Regions from separate parts of the Mus musculus genome. Here region 1 is linked to region 2. Evidence: chromatin loops called from intact Hi-C (ENCODE). Cell type or tissue: heart. All regions are shown on one strand. Each heading gives the region's core, and the rest is flanking DNA. Links, peaks and the distances in the headings are about the cores only.

What was found. Peaks named below come from ENCODE experiments on the same cell type or tissue, not always from the same donor. Only the 100,000 strongest peaks of a DNase experiment are listed, where the experiment ranks them.
Region 1: it touches region 2 in a loop (2.2-fold over the local background); 2 of 42 quality-filtered maps call a loop at or near these places.

What each region holds. Positions count from the first base shown.
Region 1 is chr1:53,924,686-53,930,065 of GRCm38, forward strand. Hecw2 (HECT, C2 and WW domain containing E3 ubiquitin protein ligase 2) reads right to left here. Exons shown (of 29, transcript NM_001001883.3): 8 at 2,380-2,480; 9 at 625-1,998. Among named protein-coding and RNA genes, the nearest start is that of Mir7681, 78 kb to the left of the region's middle. In heart, for the core only: a CTCF peak has its summit at 3,121 (motif pointing left); no DNase peak of the experiment used is centred there.
Region 2 is chr1:54,036,192-54,041,571 of GRCm38, forward strand. Hecw2 (HECT, C2 and WW domain containing E3 ubiquitin protein ligase 2) reads right to left here. Exons shown (of 29, transcript NM_001001883.3): 2 at 4,010-4,336. The coding sequence starts at 4,301. Among named protein-coding and RNA genes, the nearest start is that of Hecw2, 160 kb to the right of the region's middle. In heart, for the core only: a CTCF peak has its summit at 3,096 (motif pointing right); no DNase peak of the experiment used is centred there.

The DNA of each region.
Region 1 (5,380 bases), core at 188-5,187, 110 kb before region 2:
CCTCCCCATTCACACTGACTTCCTGTTCTGGAGCTTTAAGAGTGAGCGGCTTGCAGTACTCCCCATCCCCGCCCTACACATCACACCAATGTACTGATTGGTTTTGTATCTTCTTTAAGATGGAAGACTACTGCTTGCCAGGCCTCGTATGTCAGCAATAGATGATGCCTGCTTTAAAAGGACTGAATTTGAACTGAGGTCTGTGTGCATGGAAATCATGCCCTCTTCTTCCTAGCTATGTGAATGGCAAATGATGGTCTCTCCAGACTGGGAGGCCTGATGCATAAGAATGGCTTTAGGTATCTATACATTTGCTTCCTTATTTTCCCCTCTTTAATTCTTTTGCTGATTGGTAAACCCCAGAGGAGGAATTCATTTTCTTATTCACCTATACATGCAAACTGCATCACAATTTACATATACACAAACCATACTTCTACACACATGCAAATTATATACACATACATGCCAATGATATATTTACATATAGTACATATATCTACACATATGTAAATTATATATCCACATACATGTAAATTATGCATATACACATATGTAAATTATATGATTTCTTTTTGAGCAGTTACGCTTAAGCCAAGAGTCATGCTGTCTTCTATATCCTACCTCCAGTGGCGCCCTCCTCCTGGGCAGTGGCCCCTTCGCAGGCACCTTGGGCATCCCCAGCATCCCCATCTTCCTGGGGCTGGCTATCAGTGGCAGCAGCAGCAGGAGCAGCAGCGGCTGCTCCCTCAAGACTCCCCCTCCTCTGCCAGACTTCCCCTAGCTCCCCCTGCTCAGATAAAGCAGCAGCTTCAGCCGCTGACCCTTCCTCTTCCCTGCTGGGCACCTGCACAGCAGGTAAAGAACTAGGAGTGCAGACGGACTCCTGCGACCCCTCTGCGGGGCCACTGCTGGTGGGCTCAGCTGCACAGGCCCCATCTTCTTCCTCCTGAGAAGAAAAGGCGGGGGTTTCTGGAAATCGCGCACTCTCTAGAGATGAGCACCGTGTCTCCACGGAGGACAGCTGTGTAGTCACGCTCTCATTGCATGAGCTGTCTGCGCCTTCCGGGTCACTCTCCCCCTCAGGTCTGGTACTGGCCTCACTCACACTCTCTGTCCTTGCAGGGTCACTGGGTTCTGTCTCAGAGGACACCTGGGAAGGTTCAGATCCCTGGTCCAGGGACTCGGTCTCACTGGCAGCTCTGCGGCTCCCTCCAGATGTGTCAGAAGCTCCTGCATCTGCACCACTTGTGGGCTGATCTACTTCTTGAGAGCTACACAATTCAGTGCTACCCTGGTCTGCACTGGGTTGAGGCTCCAGGTTGGCTTCATTTTCATCAGGGGCTGTACTTGATGGCAAGGAGCCATCTGCAACCTCTGGAAGATTCTCCAGCCTCTCTTCTAAGGATGCAGTTTCATGTATAGAGGCATCCTCATTCTCCACAGGGTTGTCATCCTCTGGTTTGGTCTGAGATGTCAGGCTCCCATCATCAATTCTCGACGCCCTGCTGCACATGATCAAGCCTCCCTCCTCCTCCAAAGAAGATGGGTAGCCCAAGTCTTGCTGAAACTCATGGTCTTCTTCGTCTGAGTCAATATGAAGCATCGCATTGAGTCTTGTGTCAGTGGGAAAACTACTCCTCAGTTTAGGAGAGGCTCCCATGGACCGCTCAGAGGAGGAGGCTGCCCCTGGCCTGGCGGGGCCATTGTGTTCAATAGCATCTAAGTAATCATTGAGGGAATCCTGGCGGCCCCTGGGGGGTGAATTTCTAGAAGAAGTAGAGATCAAGTCCTCCGTGTCGATCTCCAGGGTAGAGCTAGTCCTGAAAGAATGCTTAGGGGTGCCATCAGCAACACTGTCCTCGGACACTGGCCCATTAGCACAGATAGTACTGTCATGATGGCTGCCTGGCATATCCTCCTCATCGGAAGGGCTGCCCAGGTCTCCATTCACAGTGTGGACTCCGAGGATGGTGCCGACAGCCTCTGGAGAAGCATCTGAGTGAGGAAGCAGCACTGGTGAGCATTCAATAGAAGACAGAAAGACCTACTGTCCTGAAACTAACAAGTTTGCTGAGTTCAGTCATCCCAAAGGTGACTCTGACGTGTCACTGGCTGCTAGAACTCACTACTCCTCACTAAATGAGTATCCCGTGTAACATCTGGCACAGGAGGTATAGGTTCGATCTCTGCAGACTACCTTCGTAACGCAAACGTAATTCTTGGAGCCGTTTTTTGCTAACCAGACTCTCCTAAGTGCTTTGGAAGCTGGCAGTCATTGGAAAGCCATTCCATTTCCAGCACTGGACACAGAATGATTCCATTTAAATGCCAACTATCAATGGACAGTGTGTGCTTATGCAGCAAGAGACACCTCACCTTCGTGAGCAGAAGATGTAACTTCCACTTTAAACTGGAGGTACCCACTCACGTGGTCAGCTGGGAGCCGTCTGCCAAGGTTGTAGCTGAGCATTTGGTCCCTGCAGGGGAAGAAACAGCCCTTCATCCCGAGTGTACCTTTGCCTTCTTCCCACAGGCCACCCCAGACCCACAGGCTGTCCCTTGAACATTTCAGAATTTGAAGTAAATACAGGCTGGAGCACAACGTGGCCCAGGGACAAAAAGAAAGTCACCTTATAGGAAACATTAAAGAAGAGAGAACAATATGAGAATATAAAACCAGGTTGATTCCAGACAGCAGCTCCTATTGTGAGTATGTGTGTGTGTGTGTATGTGTGTGTAAGTGTGTGTGCGCACGGGCTGACCTTACCTTCCTCATCTGCAAAATAAGGGACTAGAGATAATGCTCTCATTCCTGGGGAACCTACTGACTCTCAGGTACAAACCTCAGGTGTTCTGCAATGAGGGAGAGTACCGAATCCCATGTCTGGTGCTAGGCTTGATCACAACTGGCCTGCTGCTCATTTTTTGGCCTGCCTTCGTGGTGGTCTTAGGCTGTTGGCTGGCATAAGGATAGGATTATCCAGCTGTTTCAAGTCCATGTCTATTTTCCAGATTCAAATACAAGGAACTCCTATCCTGAGTCAGCTGATTGACAACTAATTACAGACAACCAAAAGGCTAATCAAGTCACACTATTTCTGCTCTCACGCTGCCCTCTACCGGCTCTTCTGGGAAGAGATGCCTCTGCACCACTACTTTATAGAGCCTTTAGTCAGCTTTGCAGCATCAACATATAGAGCTTTGTTTTGTAAACAAATATACATACATATATATGCGTGTGTATATATATATATATATATAAAATTTTATCAATTTGTAATTCATCTGAATTCATAAGTAAGTTCTTGAGACATATCTTTTTATGATGTTGATATTATTGTCCTAGACTGATGCTGTCCAACAGTTTGCTTTCCCACCTGAAGTGTTCACTGAAGAACATGTACACATTCCCGGGGCTCTAGGGATCTGTTCTCTTTACTTCCCTGGCCACCAGGGAGGAAGCACAAACCCTGTTTACTAGAGGAAGATATGAAGGTAAGTAGCTACCATAAGAAGAAGCTACTGGATGGCAGACTGGGGATGAGATACACGTTACCCCACTGAGGAAGCCCCTGTCAGGCATCCTCTGTACTACAAGCTCATCTGACACACAGTCTCCGTGATTCCAGGCTGCTTTGGGTGGTGTTCCTCTTACTGCCATTTTCTACTTGTGGGATACCTGAATGTCATGTTGCCATCAATACTCTTGCTGAACAGGGAGTTCAAACAGGTATTACACGCATATTACATCAGAATATTTGATAGAACTCCATAGCAGCTGCAATTGGTGCAATGACAGGGATGCACCTTTCCTATTCACCGCTGTATTCACACCATTCAGGGAGCCCCTGACATACAGAAGTGCTTGCACACTGGTGAGTATGCCCAGCAGCAAATCCCAAGGCCTAGCCTCTACTTTCTGACACCTAGTCATCTAATAAATCCATCATTTTCTTGTCAAAATAAAATGATTGCGTCTCCATTTTCTGCCAAAAACCACTAGTGATGCTAATGAGGGAAGATTTGCAAAAGCAATGTTTAAGGTAGAGAATGAGTGTTCTATAAGAGTTATAAGGAAAGGACTGTACACATCTGTTTTAGTTACTGTCTCATCTCCAATGCCCAACACAGTGCTTGACATTTAGTAGGCACTTAATGGATACATAATAACTAACTGCCAAACAAGAACCATTACGTGGAATAATTTTAACTGAGAAAAACATCCTCAATTCAACTCTCCCATATCACAGTTCAGAAAAGTGGCCTATGCCTCTTGGATCCTCCATGAAGAGTGTGTTCTGTACGGAGTGTGGGTCCCGGTTCTCCTCCTGAGTTTGTCCAGCCCATCCAGACTCAAGCTGCTTCCTGCTATGATGTATCATTACGAAGAATATGCTATACATTACTACTATTATAAAAAACAAACAACAAAAGACTTTCTCTAGATGCCCGAGGCATTCTCCCACTAATTGGAGAAAATGATAACCATAGGACCGTGACAAGTCTTTTGGAAAGGAAGCTGGCCATGCCATGGAAAATTTTACGGTTAAACAAATGCTTTAAAAAAAGATTAGGAAGTGTAGATTATCCCATAAAGCCCTGCCCTGGACACTATCACCTATTTCAGATAGCTGCAGTTCACCAAATGTGTAACTAACCAAAGTACAGCCCTTTCAAGATGTATTGATTACTCAATAGAAAACAATAATCAGGTCAGAAATTTTAACATATGCCAGTATCTGGTACGATGGCAATGCTTTTAGCCTGTTCATGGAAAGACATCTCACTTCTGACACTTTGTGAATGCATTTTGGACTTCCTTACACTACACACAGAGCTGGGTCTGTCTCTCCCGTGGGTGTTTAGCTCTTTAAAAGACTAACACAAACACCACTGACAAGCTCAAGCCATTCCTTGATCAATCTTGCTATCAGTACATAAATGGATACAGATATAGTACCTGAATTAGATGGTTATAATTAATATAAATCAAGTGAGAAATATACTAGCTTTATTGCAGTTGATTCCTAACATAATCATTCACTGTTGATACACGCTAAGAATAATTTCAAAAGTTCTCAAAATATATCTTCTAGAAGCTATAATTATTATCTTTAAAAATAACTGTCATGTCTCAGCTTTTTATCAGATAAACCAAGCTCCTAGAGTTTTGTATTATTGCTTTATTTTGTGTGGGCTGTCCACCCACCCTGGTCACATCTTCTGAAAATCAAGCGGAACAGAATCCATCAGAATCTGTGAGTTTGATGGGGCTAGAGGGGCCTCATAGTCTGAGTAATCGTTTTCAGATGAGGAAACAGAAACCCCAGAAACCTGAAGTGAATGTGGAGGGTCAGGTCTCCACTGGCAACACTTA
Region 2 (5,380 bases), core at 53-5,052:
ACTCCGTCAGGACCCCCTGTCCTGGAAGCAGGGAGAAAACAGGAGGAAATAGCTATCTGTTAAAGTGTACTGGCATGCCTGTTACCCCTTTCCTTGTGGAATGCCAATGCTCACCTCTTTTCCCTGAGAAGTAAGGGGAAAAAGAGCCTTTCCACCCTTGAAAAGTAATGGCTAACCCTGCTTAAAGTCAGGCCTCTGTCCACTCCATTTGAAGACCCAGGTACACCAAATCGCTCCTCCCTCTTTTTTTTTTCTTTCTTTCTTTCTTTCTTTCTTTCTTTCTTTCTTTCTTTCTTTCTTTCTTTCTTTCTTTCTTTCTTTCTTTCTTTCTTTTATTACGTATTTTTCTCAATTACATTTCCAATGCTATCCCAAAAGTCCCCCACACCTTCCCCACCACTCCCCTACCCACCCATTCCCACTTTTTGGCCTTGGCGTTCCCCTGTACTGGGGCATATAAAGTTTGCCTGTCCAATGGACATCTCTTTCCAGTGATGGCCGACTAGGCCATCTTTTGATACATATGCAGCTAGAGGGGACCTCATGAAACTGCAAAGCTTCTGCAAGGCAAAAGACACCGTCAATAAGACAAAAAGGCCACCAACAGATTGGGAAAGGATCTTTACCTATCTTAAATCAGATAGGGGACTAATATGCAATATATATAAAGAACTCAAGAAGGTGGACTCCAGAAAATCAAATAACCCCCTTAAAAGATGGGGCTCAGAGCTAAAGAAAGAATTCTCACCCGAGGAATACCGAATGGCTGAGAAGCACCTGAAAAAATGCTCAACATCCTTAATCATCAGAGAAATGCAAATCAAAACAACCCTGAGATTCCACCTCACACCAGTCAGAACAGCTAAGATCAAAAATTCAGGTGACAGCAGATGCTGTTGAGGATGTGGAGAAAGAGGAACACTCCTCCATTGTTGGTGGGATTGCAAGCTTGTACAACCACTTTGGAAATCAGTCTGGCGGTTCCTCAGAAAATTGGACATAGTACTATCGGAGGATCCCGCAATACCTCTCCTGGGCATATATCCAGAAGATGTCCCTCCCTCTTTTCAAATACAGCAGTGGCCTTGTGACTCCAGAAATAAGTTACATTTAATGCTACTGATGTGACAGACTGACTAGGCATTTTCATTTAAGTCCTCGTTTGTGTTAGCATATCCCTTAAGGGTTAGAGATAACTGCTTCTTTCTACTATTTCCTGCCAGAGATCTATGAGAATTCTAGAAGTTAAAAAGTCAACTACCTGAAAGTTTAAAATTCACCAAGTGGGACTGACACGGAATAAAGAAAAGGGGGAAAAGGCTAATAAACTTAAGGATGGATAGAGCCAGTGTGGTGGTCCACTCCTATTACCTCAGCACTTGGGAAGGGAGGTGAACAGAAAAGAATCAGGAATTGAAGGTCATCTTCAGCTACACAGCAATGTCAGGCAACTTGGGACACAAAAGACCCTGTTTCTAATACCTGTGTGTGTGCATGCATGCGTGCATGCGTGCATGCATGCGTGCATGTGTGCATACATGTCTCTGTGTGTCTGTGTGAAGGAGGAAAAGGAGGAGGAGGAAGATGGATAAGAAGAAACTAGGAAATGTGAATATCATGGAGAAAATAGATCTATGAAAAATAGGTCAAAACCACAAATACCTTGTAGAACAATGTGAAATAATATAATATAGGTTGCAGTAAAAAGTAAGAATACTTAAAACACACACACACACATACACACATGAAGAAAATATGAAGTCAGGCAGTGGTGGCACATGCCTTTGATCCCAGCACTCAGGAGGCAGAGGAACCAGATCTCTATGAGGTTAGTGTGGTCTACAGAGTTAGCTCCAGAAATACACAGAGAAACCCTGTCTCAAAAAAAAAGGAAAGAAAGAGAGAAAGAGAGAAAGAGAGAAAGAAAGGAAGGAAGGAAGGAAGGAAGGAAGGAAGGAAGGAAGGAAGGAAGGAAGGAAGGAAGGAAGGAAAAAGTGGCAAAGTTTCCCAAATTCATCAAAATCATTAACATAAACTTCACATATTCCAGCCAATGTAACTAAAATAAAATTTGCATATAAATATGTCATAGTCAACACTGATGGAAACAAATGTAAAGAACAATGGTGATTTATGTGAGAGGGATAGAAGCTTCCTGAAGAAGAGCTAACACTTGCAAGAGATTCACTTCCCACTCTTGCTTTCCTAGCTTAGGAAACTCTGACACAAACTCCTTCCTCAGCAGGTAACGCACAAAACATGAGAACTATGGCCACTGTGCTTTTGTTCCTTACTTAACCTGATTAGACAGGAAAATGTAACAGTTTGAGGGGATGAACAATAAGAAAGTATGAGAAAATAGTAAATAATCCGAGTTAATGCCCACCTAACTCTAGAAGACTGTCGTTCACATATGTAAACTTAATCTTATACGAGAAAATAAAAATTAATTATTTTTCCAAGAAACATCATATAAAACATTTTAAACCACCATTTTTTATTTGCAATGTCATAGGAAGACTTAAGTTTTTTTTTATTATTAAAATATCTAAAATGTAAAAAAAAAAAAAAAATGGAGCCCAAAGGGAGACTGACATCCTACAAACTGTACGCTCTTTTACGGTCATAATAACATGAACAAGGACTTTAAATTGCATGCCTTCCTCATTTTGACTATATAGTTAAATACACCCAAAGAAAATAAACAACTTTAGAGACTTTTGCCTACCACTCTTTTTGTTACCATAAGAGGGGGGAGAAAAAAAGTTACTAATTCATTGAAATTTTTTCTATTCTGGATTTTTTTTCCCGCTATCCAGCATGGTTAATCATTTAGAGCTCCAAAGTTACAGAACCCATATTTTTTTCAAAAGAAAATTCTTAGTCCCCAAAGAAGCCCAGTTTCAGTGGGCTTATCATTCTAACAAAAGTTCAGCAAGGATGCAGGTTTGCAGGCTTTTCAAAGTGGGACCAGGGGACTCCTGGGGCAGATGGAGCTCTGCTGTCCATGCACTGCTGTGAAGGACCCTGTTCTCATCCCACTACAGAGATGAAATCAAAATAACGGCAGTCAAAAATGTCTCCACACCAAGTGTCCTCTAGGGGGCAAAATGAGCCCTGCCTAGGAGGCCAACACAGGACTCCTTGTTTATTCCTTACACAGCAACCAAAACAAGACGCTTGACTCATAACTTACAGTGAAATCAATATCAGGTATCAATTTTAGAATCATTTCCTTCATTCAGAGAAAAATTATCCAACTGTGAATAACGCTGGATTATATTATTATGTTAGATTTAAAATGTATTTAAGATTAATTGGGCCGGGCAGTGGTGGCACATGCCTTTAATCCCAGCACTTGGGAGGCAGAGGCAGGCGAATTTCTGAATTCGAGGCCAGCCTGGTCTACAGAGTGAGTTCCAGGACAGCCAGGGCTACACAGAGAAACCCTGTCTCAAAAAACAAACAAACAAAAAGGAAGAAGAAATAACAACTAACTTGTATTTTCTGGGATATTTCATTCATCATTCATTCACATATGAATAACAGATTTGAATATAGTTAAACAAAGCTGGGACTGTTTTCTCAAAACAAATAGGTAATATTTCCCATTCATAAAAAGATACCCCAGGCTGCAGATTGTTTTAAGTGAAATCAACCTGTGGAGAACGCAAACTGTTTTCCTATCAGTTTAACAGTGTTCATAGGTGTTAAGGACCCCCTCTTTCCAAGTCATGACGGTGTCTCAAGAACAACAATAAAGGGAAGAGAAAATCCAGCGGTGCCCACAGGGGCTGACATTTAGTTTGGTAGAAATAGAACCACAAGATGCTTGTAAAGGAACAGCTGCCTCTCCTCCCAAGGAACAAAGAATGTGCCCAGAATCTGCTTTGTCTATTTGTGTATGAAAACCTTCTCTTCCTTTTTATGGCAGCAGAAAACACAGAACATTACCATCTCAGAGTTAAAAGCCATGCTGAGCCACATGCAAGTCTTCACCCAGACTCACCTATGTGATAGAGTCCTATCCAATCGCTGGGGTCAACCTCTTCCTTAATGTCCCAGAAGATAATGAGGTTCTGGGCTTGCCCCAGCGTGTATTCGTACATGCTGGCAGTCAGGCTGGAGCGGCTCTCAGAAGTCACCAGATCCGTGTCACTGTTGGCCCGCTGTAGGGCCATGTTCTCGGGCATTGAGTTCTGGGCTGCCAGGCTCTGGAGGTTCTCTGGGCTCAGTGTGTACCGCATCTGTGGATTTCGACGCCGCACAAAAAGCAAATGCTCCCGGGCTGAGCTAGCCATCTTGTCTGCCTCTCTGAGGTTGTTTTCCTACAAAGCTGCAAGAGACAGACAAGCATAAAACATCAGTGCTAAAAGGTGAGGAGTTAGTATTAAACATCCCAGATATAAAGCCTGAGATTTTATTAAAGCCTCAGCATACAATAATCTACTGTGGAAATAAAAGACACCATCCTACAGTCACCTGATAATATCAGAAATAACGTCTAGGACAGAGATCACAAGATGGCCAGGCTGTCATACACCTCTGGCCCCTGGTTTCTCTTAGCACAGCTTTTCCAAGAAAGTGAAAAGGAGGGACTTTTCTAGCATCCCTCTTAGATCCATGCCTTCCTACATATCCCACCACCCTCTGCCCCCTTTCTATCCCACACGTAACTAAATTTTCAACCAGTAAGATACATGCTAAATGCAGACAATGAACGCTACTGATGTACTGCTCACTGCTTCACTTCCCCTGCCATGAGGAGCGTAGCTCACTGGCAACATCTTCAAGAGCTTGCGCAAATGTGGCCCCTGCACTTAAATACAGAGGAGGGGGCATTATATCCAGAATGGCAACATCCTGGAAGTAAGTCTTTATGTTTCTCTGTAAAGTCCGATTTGCCATATGATCACTCACCTAGCCCTTGTCCATTCCCCCTAATACAAACAAAGCTTTCACAAAAGCAGCGATTCTCATTTGTTGTCACTATGTCACAGTGTCTACAGTGGCATTGGGATCCATATCGACGAGGAAAGGCGAGCATCTTTAACCCAGAGACTCGGTGGCATGACTCACGTCTCCATGCTCTCTTCTGAGCCCACTGCTTGTCACCCTGAAGTTCCAAATGGCACAAACTATTCCTATCACCTGGATCATGATGGGTGCTTGCCTTTGGCTCCCGTGTGGTTTCCAGAAAGGAACAGACTCCCCTTGTTGGGCCTTGCATCCAGTCTCACTTGCTCACAGTGAATCTCCTGTTATTGTACTGCTAGCTGCTCGTGAGACTCTTTCTAAGACGTTTGTCCTTTTGCCCAGTGCCTGTGAGGTTCTGTCTCCCGGTAATTAACTCCCCCTTGCCCATGGGTTCACATTACCT